Linked DNA regions of Homo sapiens: region 2 is linked to region 1. Evidence: chromatin contacts called from ENCODE Hi-C or POLR2A ChIA-PET data. All regions are on one chromosome and are shown on one strand. The core of a region is the stretch at or near the end of the contact, and the rest is flanking DNA. Distances in the headings are between cores, read along the strand shown. Region 1 holds the start of TECPR1 (tectonin beta-propeller repeat containing 1). Region 2 holds the start of FAM200A (family with sequence similarity 200 member A).

What was found. Hi-C counts contacts between places; a loop is a spot of excess contacts on that map. ChIA-PET counts read pairs that join two places held with the same protein, here RNA polymerase II (POLR2A). Pooled maps may share reads with other maps.
Region 2: a loop to region 1 is called in a map of sigmoid colon, with 5 times the contacts of the local background. The contact joins the promoter of FAM200A here to the promoter of TECPR1 in region 1. A Hi-C loop is called at or near these places in 1 of 168 maps with a recorded cell type or tissue (sigmoid colon) and 4 of 50 pooled maps. POLR2A ChIA-PET finds 5 or more read pairs at or near these places in 1 of 52 experiments (CD4-positive, alpha-beta T cell).

What each region holds. Positions count from the first base shown.
Region 1 is chr7:98,248,430-98,255,620 of GRCh38, reverse strand. It overlaps TECPR1 (tectonin beta-propeller repeat containing 1), which reads left to right and starts at 3,389. Exons shown (of 26, transcript NM_015395.3): 1 at 3,389-3,495; 2 at 4,073-4,227. LOC124901706 (a long non-coding RNA gene) reads right to left here and starts at 3,262. Exons shown (of 2, transcript XR_007060448.1): 1 at 3,093-3,262; 2 at 1-2,737. RefSeq lists enhancers at 1-284, 2,999-3,742 and silencers at 3,103-3,202, 3,293-3,682.
Region 2 is chr7:99,549,633-99,556,823 of GRCh38, reverse strand. It overlaps FAM200A (family with sequence similarity 200 member A), which reads left to right and starts at 4,710. Exons shown (of 2, transcript NM_145111.4): 1 at 4,710-4,970. LOC105375422 (a long non-coding RNA gene) reads right to left here and starts at 4,659. Exons shown (of 3, transcript XR_927801.4): 1 at 4,340-4,659; 2 at 3,193-3,299; 3 at 867-2,088. RefSeq lists an enhancer at 4,964-5,153.

The sequences.
Region 1 (7,191 bases), core at 2,140-4,639:
TGACTACTCCACAGCCAGAGCAGCAGCATGAGCTGCTGGACTGAGTATACTTATAGTTATTTCTTGGTTCTATGGTAAACAAGGGGTGGATTATTCATGAGTTTTCCAGGAAAGCAGAGGGCAATTCCTGGAACTAAGGTTTCCCCTCCTTTTCAGACCATATAGGGTAACTTCCTGACGTTGCCATGGCATCTATAAACTGTCACAGCACCGGTAGGAGTGTCTTTTAGCATGCTAATGTATTATAATTAGAGTATAATGAGCGGTGAGGACAACCAGAAGTCACTTTCATCACCATCGTGGTTTTGGCTGGCTTCTTTACCGCATCCTCTTCTATCAGCAGGGGCTTTGTGACCTGTATCTTGTGATACCAAACCTGCTGACCTCCTATTTCATCCTGTGACCAAGAATGCCCAACCTCCTGGGGATGGAGCCCAGCAGTTCTCAGCCTCATTTTACCCAGCCCCTGTTCAAGATGGAGTCGCTCGGGTTCAAACACTTCTGACCCTTGTACTGTGGCACTGACCTGATCAATGTATCCTACTGTGAAAGGAAAATAAATCTCGGGACCCCAAGATCACTACGCCAAAGAGAAAAGTCAAGCTGAGGGTCGCATCAGACAAACCTGCCTCCCGTTTTATTCTTCAATAAGATAGCTAGAAAGTTCAAAAGAGCTACATACCCCCCTCACAATTTCTCCACAAGCAAATTCCTTTCGGGCCTCAAGATCTTTGCCCTAAAACAGTTCTGATGAATTTTCCCTGGCAATGTAAATTGATAGCTTATCTTCACAGGTACAATGCAGAAAGTCAGCCCTCCGCTCACTGAAGACAAATGCATATGTGATTTCTTCCTCTGTCCTATTGTTTATACAAAATGCAGATTCACTGAGCCAGACAGTGAGTAAGGCATATGTGACTATTCCTCTACCCACTCTCACATGTAAATTGTGTATTCAGTGAAAGGCTGATCACAGACTCAAAAGAAAGCAAACTTTTGGCCGGGCATGCTGGCTCACGCCTATAATCCCAGCACTTTGGGAGGCTGAGATGGGTGGATTACCTGAGGTCAGGAGTTCAAGACCAGCCTGGCCAACATGGTGAGATCCTGTCTCTACTAAAAATAAAAAAATTAGCCTGGCGTGGTGGCACACACCTGTAGTCCCAGCTACTCAGGAGGCTGAGAAAGGAGAATCGCTTGAACCTGGGAGGTGGAGGTTGCAGTGAGCTGAGATCTCACCACTGCACTGCAGCCTGGGTGACAGAGTGAGACTCCCTCTCAAAAAAAAAAAAAAAAAAAAAGAACTCGGGATAGGGGGACATGGGTCCCCAAGCCCCTGAATTCAGGAAAACTATATTGAACTTTGTCACCACACATGAAAACTGCAAGGGGCCACAGAAAGCTCCTAATTCAATGCCTCTTTTTCATTTTTTTTCAATGCCTCTTTTAATGTGGAAACTAAAGCTAAAGAGGAGATAAATGGCTACAGAGTGTCACAGGCAGGACAGAACCCAGGGCTCCCTACCTCTAGACTGTTTCTCCAGCAGTCTAGCGACCACTCATCCTCCTTTTTTTTTTTTTTTTTTTTTTTTGAGACAGAGTTTTGCTCTGTTGCCCAGGCTGGAGTGTAGTGGCACAATCTCAGCTCACTGCAAGCTCCGCCTCCTGGGTTCACCTCATTATCCTGCCTCAGCCTCCCGAGTAGCTGGGACTACAGGCGCCCGCCACCACGCCCGGCTAATTTTTTGTGTTTTTAGTAGAGACGGTGTTTCACCATGTTAGCCAGGATGGTCTCATCTCCTGACCTCATGATCCACCCGCCTCGGCCTCCCAAAGGGCTGGGATTACAGGCGTGAACCACTGCGCCCGGCCCACTCATCGTCCTTCTGCTAATAGCACCCTGATCTTCCTCTGAGGAGCCACCCCCTGTGCCTGGCTGAGCCCTTATGCTTGAGGGGGGCTCTGCCCACATCTCCAGACCAAGTCCACAAATGCCAGTCCCTCAGGCCCAAGCTAAAGTCAGGGTCAGACACAGGACTCCACAGAGCCATCCGGGGTGAACAAGAGGCTTCTGGGGGCGTTTTCTTCCACTGGAGCTGGCCTGTGTGGGGCTTCCCCAAACATGAAGGCCCAGGAAAAGCCTGTGTGCAACCCCAGAAATGAGACAGAACTAGAGGGGGAGCAGGAATAGGTCCCTAGGTCCAACCAGGTGACATTGGTTTAGCTCAATGTCGGGTAGTATCTAGCCTTCCATCAGATGCCCTTTTTTTTCTTTTTTGAGAAGGAGTTTTGCTCTTGTCGCCCAGGCTGTAGTGCGGTGGCACAGTGGCACGATCTCAGCTCACTGCAACCTCCACCTCCCCAGTTCAAGCGATTTTCCTGCCTCAGTCTCCCGAGTAGCTGAGATTACAGGCATGCGCCACCACCCCTGGCTAATTTTGCATTTTTACTAGAGACGGGGTTTCACCATCTTGGCCAGGCTGGTCTCAAACCCCTGACCTCAAGTGATCCGCCCGCCTTGGCCTCCCAAAGTGCTGGGATTACAGGTATGAACCGCCGCACCTGGCCGACATCTTTCTTTTTTCTCCTTTCTCCATCCTAACCTTGCCAGTTTTCTGCCAGGCGGGATACAGTGTTTTCAAATCCCAGTTCCATCGCTTACAACGTGAGTCGCTCCATCTCTGAGCCCGTGTTCGCATTTGTAAAATGGGAATGACGCCGCCAGCTCTTTGGGTTGCTGGGAGGATGAAATGAGAAGACCCAAGTAAAGCACTTACGTCAGTGCCCGCCACCCCGGGAGGACTCGCATATTACTATTAATATATTAGGCCAGCTTACACTGGGTTTTGTCACTGACAATAGAGTTTGAGCAATCCAGGGCCTGTTACTGACACCACACCATGCTATAGTCACAAAATCACATATGCTTCCAGGACTCCTCCTCGAAAGAGTAAAGCTTTAAGTGTAGTGTGTGCTCAAGGGCTACGTTTCAGTTCGATGGATACCAGGAAGACACCTGTTCCCTGCGTCCTCTCCACGCCCCAGGCCGGGCGCCCACACCCTGCTCCTCCTGACGCCGCACAGCCACGCACCCAGGTACCCTCTCCGCCACCCCTTCTCCTCGCCTGCAGGCGGTGTCCACACCGCCCTCTCCGCTCCTGCAGACCGGGTCCTGGAGGGCGGCCGGGCGGTCCACGGGCCGGTGTCGCGCCGCCAGAGAGAACGCGGCAACTCGCTTCAGCCGACTCTGGACTCCTGACCTGGCGCGACCCCGGAAGTGGGCGGGCGCGCGACCTCGAAGCCAGCACCGACGCGGCGCACCGCAGCCAATCGCACGTCCCAGGTCGCAGCGTCCTGGCGAGGCTGGCCAATGGGCACGGGGCCTGATGCCGCTTCCGGCCCACCCTCTTGCCCGGTCCCCGGGAGGGCCGGTCCGCTCCTCCCGGACGCCGAGGACCTACCACCGCGACTTCGCCCCGCCCGGCGCGGGCCCAGGTGAGTGCAGAGTGGCGCCCCAGCTGCAGCGGCGGCCAGGGCCGTGGGAAAGAATGGGGCGATGAAGGGCTGGGCACGCCGCCTTCCCCACCACCCCCAGGCTGTTTGCTCGCGGGGAGGGAGGAAGGAGGGACCGCACTTGTCATCTCGCCTGCACACCTGGAAGGTGCCGCCCCCGTCCCCTGCCCTGGAACGCCCACAGGCTAGCGAAGTTGCCTGGTGCAGGTGACGCCCCCATTCCAGCCTTTGGACTGGAGCCATAGGAGAAGCGGATCGCGGGATCCTGGTTGTTTTCGAGAATCACGCAGCAAGGGGCCTGCCTATCCCTCTCCCTGGGTATTGATGGGAGCAAATCTGCTTGTCGTAAGATTAGCTTTGGCAGATGGTCAGGGCCCAGAGCTCCGACATATGCTACTGGTGGCAGTGCAGGGGCCCCACCTGTCACCCAAGTGCACAGCACTGGGCTGAACGCCAGGCTGACTCAGGACACCTCCTGCCCGGTGGGGCTGGGCGGACCCTATTCTTCAGGAAAGAATCAACTACCATGCAAGTTCTGCTGCTTTTTCCCACCTTTTAGGACCCTGATGTCGCTTTTGAACAGCCCCTGCACCTGGCAGCCAGCGAGCTACTGTAGTAGGCATTGCCGACTGTTTGCATACCGGATGGGAGTGACAGTGTAATAGAAAAACAAGCAAGAAACCTTTTAGGTAGGACTCCTAAGGCTCAGAGGAAGTAAGTGCTTGCGGAGCGTTCTTTGTACTGTGTCTTTTCCTCTACCACATCTCTGTCCCCGCCTCTCTTGGGTGCTTTTTTTGGTCTCTGAAAGGATCTGTGAATAAACTGAGACAGAAAGGCAGATGGCTTTGAGGGTGGCGAGCAGACCTTCTTCGTGGAAAGACTGAAGGTTCAACTCAAATTCATCTTGTAGAAATTCTTGGTGAATTCGAGGCTGCTGATTTGGAAGATTTTCCTCCATCCCTCTAACCCTACAAAACAAACAAGTCCCAGGATCCCTGAATCATGGGGCTTCATGTTCCAACCCCCCTTTCAAGAGTCCTCTGACCCAGTGACCCTGTGTAAGTTGCCTGATCAGCTCACAGCCAGAAAGTGGCCCATGAGGAGCTAGGGGGAGCCTCTTGGCAGAGGCAGAAAGAAAGTGTGGCTGACCAAGGATGGTTACCGGATGTCAACTGTAGCTAGGAAGTGACGACAGGTGCCTGGGTCTCTACTCTGAAGGGAGTTTGTAAATACAGCAACCCCCCACCCCTCCCTTTCACTGTAGCAGAGTCTTCTCCCATTAACTGCCCAGAAGATTCAATGATGTCTATGAGGAAATTAGTGCTTAGTCATTTATTTGAAGGAAAGTCAAAATCTCCTTTCATTGAGCTCAACCTGCAGACTGAGTCTAGCTAAACTGCTTGCTTATCCAGTGAATTCTGAGCTATCTTTGTTTTGTTGTTGTTGTTGTTGTTGTTTGTTTTCCTTTTTGAGACAGGGTCTCGCTCTGCTGCCCAGGCTGGAGTGCAGTGGCACAATCATAGCTCACTGTAGCCTCAAACTCCTGGGCTCAAGTGATCCTCCTGCCTCAGCCTCCCAAGTAGCTAGGATCACAGGCATGTGCCACCACACCTGGCTAATTTTTTTTTTAACTTTTTATTTTTACAGAGATGGGGTCTCCCTGTGTTGCTTAGGCTGGTTTTGAACTCCTCGGCTCAAGCGATCCTCCCACCTCAGCCCCGGAAAGGGCTGGGATTACAGGCATGAGCTACTGCACCTGGCCTCTGAGCTATCTTTGAAGGCTAACTTATATTTAACACTATAGAAAGTGACAATTAAAAAAAAAAACCTTCGTCTTCCCCTAGCATTTTATTGAGGATTTTCCCACATACAGCCAAGTTGAAAGAATTATACAGTCAGCATCCCCATCCCCACCAACTAGATTCTACTATTGACACTTTACTTGCTTTATCACATATCTGTCCACCAATTATGACCTTACTTTTCAAGTTATTTGTGGCATTTGTTTTCCCTGGAGAAGTATTTCTGTCTTAGATCAGGGAGTTGGCAGTGTGTTGGAGGTAGGTGGTGGTGATTATCCTTAAATGTTGTTTCAACACCCACTGTGTGCAGAGACTATTATGGAAATGAAGAGGCTGAAGACTCAGACCTGAAAGGGACTTGGTTTTTTGTTTTTCTTTTTTTTTTTTTGAGATGGAGTCTTGCTGTGTTGGCCAGGCTGGAGTGTGGTGACACGATCTTGGCTCACTACAATCTCCTCCTACCAGGTTCAAGCGATTCTCCTGCCTCAGCCTCCCAAGCCGGCTAATTTTTGTAGTTTTAGTAGAGACGGGTTTCACCGTGTTGGCCAGGCTGGTCTCAAACTCCTGGCCTCAAGCAATCTGCCCGCCTTGGCCTCCCAAAGTGTTGGGATTACAGGCATGAGCCACCACGCCCAGCCCTATTCTGCCTTTTATAGATTAGGAAATTAAGGCACAGAGAGGTTAGTTAGCTTTTGGTGGTACAAGAAAGTGAGGATCCCAGAATGCAGCATTCTGAGATCCAGGCAGCTCTGGACTCTCTTAGTCACTGTGAAGGTGCCAGAGGGACCCTCAGTCCTGATCAGTGAGGCACGAAGGGGTCACCAGGGGTCCCAGCTCAGTTTCAGATGGTTCCAGAAAGCTGGTGTTCTGATTTTCTCATATGTTTGACGGGCCTTGGTGTCCTGGGATGGAGGGGGTCAGCTGCTCTGGGAGGGGCTCTTACTCCCCGGGCTTCCTCCATTCTGCTGGGCAGTCTCCCTCCTATTCTTTTCCCCCACTTCCTGTTATGGGAGTTTCCCAGAGCTGAGCTTTTGTTCTGCTTCCTGTCTTCCTGTTCCTCACCCTCTCACTCACTTCCTTCTCAACCTGCAATCTGTCTTCTTGGTGTTTGTAAGATATACCTTGTCCCAGCCAGGGCCAGGGGCTCCTGCCTGTAATCGTAGCACTTTGGGACGGATCACCTGAGGCCAGGAGTTCGAGACCAGCCTGGCCAAAGTGGCAAAACCCCATCTCTACTAAAAATACAAAAATGGGCCAGATGTGGTGGTGCAGGTCTGTAATCCCAGCTACTTGGGAGGCTGAGGCAGGAGAATCACTTGAACCCAGAAGGTGGAAGTTTCAGTGAGCTGTGATTATGCCACTGCACTCCAGCCTGGGAGTAGAGGAAGACTCTGTCAAAAAAAAAAAAAAAAGATGCACCTTGTCCCCAAAGAGCCTAGTTTTTTGTTTTGTTTTTTTTTGAGACGGAGTCGCACTCTGTCATCCAGGCTGGAGTGCAGTGGTGCAATCTCGGCTCTCTGCAACCTCCACCTCCTGGTTCCAGCGATTCTCCTGCCTCAGTCTCCTGAGTAACTGAGATTACAGGCACGCGCCACTGTGCCTGGCTAATTTTCACCTTTTTTTTTCAGTAAAGATGGAGTCTCACCATGCTGGCCAGGCTGGTCTCAAACTCCTGGCATCAGGTGATCCATCCGCCTTGGCCTCCCAAAGTGCTGGGTTTACAGGTGTGAGCCACCACACCTGGCTTTTTTTTTTTTTTTTTTTTTTTTTTTGCCGGTGGCAGCTGCTCCTCTTTTCAGACATGCTTCTATCTCGTGCCATCGTCACAGTCACCCGGCCGTCTGGAGCACCCGCATGGCTCTGGTATGCTGCGGGA
Region 2 (7,191 bases), core at 3,461-5,960, 1.3 Mb before region 1:
CCTCGGGTGATCCGCCCGTCTTGGCCTCCCAAAGTGCTGGGATTACAGGCGTGAGCCACTGCACCGAGCCTGTTTTGTTTTTTTTAGTGCAAATTAACAAACTGATTCTAAAGTTTATATAGAAATGCTAAGGATTTAGGATTGCCAAAACAATTTTGAAAAAGAATAAAATTGGAATACTTGTATTTTTTTAAGATTTTTTTCCTAAAGGTACAGTAATCAGGATGGTATGGTATCAGCATAGAGACAAATAGATCAACAGAGCAGAACAGAAAGTCCAGAAATATGAGGTTGAATTTCTTAAAGAAAAAAAAGTCCAGAAATAGATCTAGATACATACAATAGCTGATTTTTTATAAATTACTAAGGTAATTCTGCATCTAGCTAAGCTGAAAATTAGGCCGAGGATCTGTTTGTAACAGTGACAGTAATGTAAAGGAGACCAATTGTGCAGACTCGGCAGGTCCCCTGAGTCAAAGTCGTGGCTCATACAGGGAGAGGGTGGGATCCTGAGACCTGTTCTCTGTCACAGTGTAGTCCGCAGGAACTTTACCCAACCATCATGATGGTCCATATATTGATGACAAATGCTAGTAGTACCCAGTGAGCAGCAAGTGACAAGGGTCATAAATATCCTAGTAAGACTTCTTACTAAGGCAGTACAGAAACCTGAAGATATGGGCACTTATCAAATGGATGAAGTTTTGGTGGGGCCCAGTGGTTTGGGGACATCACCCAAAGGTAAAAGAAAGTTGTTCCACCTTGCACCCTCTAATCCCAAAAAAATTGGTACAGGTCCTGGTGGGCCCCTTTGGATTTGGGAGGTAGCATATTCTGCACCTGAGAAAACTGTTCCAACACATGTATTAGGTGACCTAAAAAGCTTCCACTTTTTATTTATTACTATTTTTTTTTCTTGACACGGAGTCTTGCTCTGTAGCCCAGGCTGGAGTACAGTGCCGTGATCTCGGCTCACTGCAACCTCTGCTTTCTGGATTCAAGCAATTCTCCTGCCTCAGCCTCCCTAGTAGCTGGGATTACAGGCGCCCGCCACCATGCCCAGCATTTTTGTATTTTAGTAGTGGAGGGGTTTCACCATGTTAGCCAGGCTGATCTTGAACTCCTGACCTCAAGCAATCCACCCACCTCCGCCTCCCAAAGTGCTGGGATTACAGACGTGAGCCACCATGCCTGGCCAGCTTCCACTTTTTATTGGGGCAAGAGAGCACTCTATAGTAAATCCAAGCAACAGTGCAAGCTTACTTGCAAATTCAGTGGTTCCAGAAATATCCTTGATGGATACAGGTGCTGTATGGAGTTGCTGGCAAACCCCAATAAGAGTGTGCATTCGTGTGCTAGGGCTCCTATAACAAAGTACCACAAACTGGGTGGCTTAAACAACAGAAATCTGTTGGTTCACAGTCTGGAGGCTAGAAGTCAGAAATTAAGGTGTGGTTCCTATTGAGGCTGTGAGAAGGAATCTGTCCATGCCTCTCTCCTAGTTTCTGGGGATTTGCTGGATATATTTTGCATTCCTTGGCATCGTAAGAAGCATTTTCCCAGTCTTTACCCTCATCTTCATTTGGCATTCTCCCTGTGTACTATCTCTAAACTTCCCTTTTTTATAAGGATACCAGTCATTAGATGAGGGACCCACCCTAATCCACTATGACCTCATCTTGAAGTAATTACATCTGCAATGCCTCTATTGCCAAATAATTTCACATTCTGAGGTATTAGGGGCTAGAACTTCAACCTGTTAATTGGGGATGAGGTGGAGGTACAATTCAACCCATCATAAAGAGTCACAGCACAAATACCTAAGATTCTGGAGCAAGGTCATGCCTTCTAAGGCAAAAAAACAAAACCCACGTTTCCAAACTCCCAGGTCAGTTACCTCTGCTCTACTGCCACCTCTCCCATAAACTTACTCCTATGGCCTTATAAAAGTTCCCTACAACTAACTGATGGAGACAGAAGAGCCTTGGCCTCTGCACAGATTGGGGATTGGGTCAGTTCAGCATGTTGGCATCTTCCAGAAACAGACTGTTCTTCATTACAGCCCCACTCGCGTTGCCCTGAAGCATACTGGTGAAGAAAAATTATCTCAGTGAGCAATGGTACATTTGGTCACCCATGCCATATTTTGGAGGAGGTAGCCTAAGGTAGGGATATGCATTGACTCCTAGGCAGTGATGAATGGCTTGGCTTGTTGGTTAGGGACCATCTTATTGTTTATGCAATAGGCTTATGAACAGAGACCATGGTAGCAGGGATAGAGGCTGTGCGTGGTCCCAACAATATGGGCTACCTCTTATTTTTCTTTTTTTTTTTTTTTTTTTTTTGAGACGGAGTCTCGCCCTGTTGCCCAGGCTGGAGTGCAGTGGTGTGATCTCAGCTCACTGCAGCCTCCACCTCCCAGGTTCAAGCAATTCTCCTGCCTCAGCCTCCCGAGTAGCTGGGACTACAGGCACACACCACCGTACCCAGGTAATTTCTGTATTTTTAGTTGAGACGGTGTTTCACCATGTTGCTCAGGCTGGTCTCGAACTCCTGAACTTGTGATCCACCCACCTCAGCCTCCCAAAGTGCTGACATTACAGGTGTGAGCCACCGTGCCCGGCCAATATGGTCTACCTCTTACCAAGGCTGATGTAACTCTCACCATGGTGGAGTGTCCAGCCTGCCAGCATTAGAGACCAACACTGAGTCTTAGAGATACCAGCTACCACCAGGTTGAGTGCATCAGATCCCTTTTACCTTGGAATGGGCATCAATTTGTTCTTACCAGAATTGATATATGCTCTAAATGAGCTTGTCTTCCCCAACTACTTTGCCTCCAGCAGCACCACCATCTGAGAGCTTACAGGGTGCCTTATCCATTGACATACCTGAAACTAAGGAACCCACCGATAGCCAAGGAGGTGTGACAGTGAACTCGAAGCTACAAAATTCATGGTGCATACTCATCATCCAGAAGCAGCTAGCCAGATAGGGTTTTGGAATGGCCTGTTGAAGACTGGGCTAAATTGCGATTAAGATGTAATGCCTTGCAAAGTTGGGAGCAGTTCTTCAGAATATGGTATATGCGCTGAAATGCATTGGGCCAAAATGGATATATAGTATTGTGTCTCCAGTAGGACTATGTGCATACAGGAGTAGCCTCTATTACTATCACACCCAGCCACTCACCTGTAGAATTTGTGCCTCCTCGCTCCGAAATCTGGAGCCAGCTGGGTTATGATCCTCATTTCCAGGAAGAACATTTCCTCTAGGAAACATTAAATCGTGCCACTGAACTGAAAACAGAATACCACCAGGCCACTTTGAGTTTCTTGTGCCAGTAGGTCCGTAGGCAAAGAAAGGAGTCGTTATAGAGATGCCTACAATTCCTGCCACACACACAACATAAATACAAAATCATATACCCAGTCAACTGCATTCAGTAATCTGCCTTCCTGGACCCTTTAGGCACTTCAGTGTAGGAATGGGGACGGGTGGGGAGGAGAGACTTTAGACAAAGAAGAAAAATACAGTGTGTAGCAATGTAATGACTCTTAGCGATGACTTGGAACCCTGGAAGGAAATATGAGGATGTATCTGGAGGAATAAGTTGAGACTATGATGTCATCACGGAGGACTGTAGGTTAGAAAGCCAGCCAGTGATAAAGGAGCAAAGATTGGATTTGACGGTGCCCTAGGAGGAAAAAAAAAAAAAAAAAAATATATATATATATATATATATATATATATGTGTGTGTATATATATATATGTGTGTGTATATATATATACATGTATATATATGTGTATATATATGTGTGTGTATATATATGTGTGTATATATATATATGGAGCAAAGATGCACTTAAGTGGATTATTGAGAAGACTCGTGGGTAGGTAGAAAATGGCAACCATAGCAAGATCAAACCCCCTAAGGAATGGAGCATTAGTGAGGGTCTAGAAGGTAATTCGGGATACCACGTAATCATAGGCTCTGTATCAGGTAGCCGTTCCTTTTGTAGGCTTTTATCTTATTGGGCTGTACCACAGACTTGCCCAGAACTTTTAGAGTCATGCCCCAGCCATTCAAGGTCTCAGTTACTGTTTTATAAAAGGTGAAGTTATTCTTGATCTAATCATAGAAGCCCTAATTATTACAATAACACTTGGACAGCAAAAACGCCTCAAATTCAACTTATTTCACCGTTGCTAATCTGAAAACTCCCTGGAAACATAAGGCAAACTCAGAATTTTATAACTATCTAGTGTTGGAAAGAACGTCTGTTGCCTATAGATCAAGTATTTGAAAATACTGCCCATTCAACTGGCAATACGTACATAATCAGCGTCTCAAGAGACAATCCCTTCGATTTGTGAAACCATTTATTCTTGATCTTCCTGTCTCCACCCTCGTTTCATTCAGCTCCTCTGCCACAGACAATCACTATTTTTATTGTAACTATTACAATTATTGTCATCAAGAAAAATAGAAGGAACATATAAATATCTGAGCAGGGCGGTATAAAGGGAAATTCATCCCTTTTTCCCCGCCCTGTGCACCTCCTCGGAGCGGACAAGCTGAGGAGCAAGATCCCCAAACCCGAGATTAGAGCCCTACACAGGGATGCAAAGTCCTCCCGCGATCCTAGAGAGGACCCCGAAGCGGAGCGCAGCTCCGGAAGGCGGGTGTGACGCACTTCCGGCTTTTGTGACGCTTTCCCTGGGCTCTGAAGGCCAGGGGGCTTGGATGTGAGTCTAGTGCTCCTGGTCCCCAAAGTCACAACCCCTTCTATCCCAGCATCCCAGACTTCTCCGGGCGGGGACAGAGTTGGACGTGCATGGCTGTGTCCTGCAATCCCCTCGCCACGACCGCCCGGGACGGAGTGGAAGCGGGTCCGTGCCCCCGTTCCTCGCGCCAGCCTCGGCGGTGGCAAGCGCTGTCCCCCAGCAGAGGTGTCCCTGGATACAGGTGGGAAGGGAACGAAGTTTTGGTTTCCGGATTGGAGACACCCCTGGGACTGGAGAGAGGCGGTCTGCGTGTCCCTTCTGGACCCCCAGTCCTGGTGTTTTACCCCAAAGACGCGCGGACAAAATGACCCCAGTCAGATATCTGTGCTCCCCAGTTGTGCCCACTGGTTTTTCTTGTGGTGGGGGCTTTTCTGGTTTCCTGGGTACCCCGAGTTGTAAAATTCTGGCGATCTTACACGATACCAAGTGCCATTGGCCTTATAATTTGTTTTATTCGGATGGGCTCGTTAAGCCAGTGTCCGCGGATGATATGTTCACCCTCAAACCCAGTACCATTATGGTGGTGATTAGAGTGAAGGCCGGGCGCAGTGGCTCACGCCCATAATCCCAGCACTTTGGGAAGCCTAGGCAGGCGAATCGTTTGAGGCCAGGAGTTCTGAGATCAGCCTTGCCAACCTAGAGAAACCCTGTCTCTACTAGAAATACAGAAAATTAGACGTGGCGGCACACGCCTGTAATCCCAGCTGCTTGGGAGGCTGAGGCAGGGGAATCGCTTGAACCCGGGAGGCGGAGGTTGCAGTGAGCCAGGATCGCGTCACTGCACTCCAGCCTGGGAGACAGAGAGAGAGAGTGAGACTCTGTCTCAAAAACAAAAAAAGAGAATGTTTGAAGCCTACTGAATAAAGAAGTGATTTGGATATAATAGGAAAAGCTCATTTACACTTCACCCTTTCCTTTCAAGACTTTAGGAAGGGGTCTTTTTGTTTCTTTGGTTGGTTTTTTTGTTTTTGAGACAGAGTCGCCCAGGCTGGAGTGCAGTGGTGCGATCTCGGCTCACTGCAACCTCCAGCGCCCGAGTTCAAGCTTCTCCTGCCTCAGCTTCCTGAGTAGCTGGAATTACAGGCGCCTGCCACCATGCCCGGCTAATTTTTGTACTTTTAGTAGAGACGGGGTTTCGCCATGTTGGCCAGGCTGGGAAAATGAACTCCTGACCTCAGGTGATCCGCCCGCCTCGGCCTCCCAAAGTGCTGCAATTACAGGGGTCAGCCACCACGCCCTGCCAGGAAGGGTTTTAAATGAGCAATTTCGGACATGGGGGGTTTTCAGTTGTGGGAGGTATCTATGCTTGACATCGAGGGATAAAGGAGAGAAGGGAATTTGTGGACGGTGCAGCGGACCATTGGGGACTGGTACCAGTTCTGCCATTGATGTTCTTGGATGAAACACATAGACCCACCAAGTCTCAAATGTGTCCTAAGTAAAGTAAAATAGATTATCTCAAGGTCTCTTCCAATTTTGGAATCTGCCGATAGACTGAATTTAACATTCAGCTAAGCAAAACCTATGGCCCCACATTCATTTCCATTTGTGCCACCAACATACAGAAAGTTACTTGCATTATTGAGAGAGGCTAAGTGACACAGTACCAAAGAAAAGGGGTTCGTTGGCCAGGTGCTGTGGCTCAGGCTTGTAATCCCAGCACTTTGGGAGGCCGAGGTGGGTGGATCACGAGGTCAGGAGTTTGAGACTAGCCTGGCCAACACAGTGAAACCCCGTATCTACTAAAAAGACAAAAATTAGCTGGGCCTGGTGTTGGGCGCCTATAATCCCAGCTACTCGGGAGGCTGAGGCGGAAGAATCACTTGAACCCTGGAGGCGGAGGTTGCAGTGAGCTGAGATCGTGCCACTGCAGTCCAGCCTCAGCAACAGAGCTAGACTCCGTCTCAAAAAAAAAAGGGGGGGGTTCATTTAGTAAAGTCAGGTAATAACTTTTTTTAAGTTTTTTTTTATTATTTACTTTTTTTTATTATACTTTAAGTTCTAGGGTACATGTGCACAATGTGCAGGTTAGTTACATATGTATACATGTGCCATGTTGGTGTGCTGCACCCGTTAACTCATCATTTACATTAGGTATATCTCCTAATGCTATCCCTCCCCACTTCCCCCACCCCATGACAGGCCCCACTGTGTGATGTTCCCCACCCTGTGTCCAAGTGTTCTCATTGTTCAGTTCCCACCTGTGAATGAGAACATGCAGTGTTTGGTTTTCTGTCCTTGCGATAGTTTGCTCAGAATGATGGTTTCCAACTTCATCCATGTCCCTACAAAGGACATAAACTCATCCTTTTTTATGGCTGCATAGTATTCCATGGTGTATATGTGCCACATTTTCTTAATCCAGTCTATCATTGATGGATGTTTGGGTTGGTTCCAAGTCT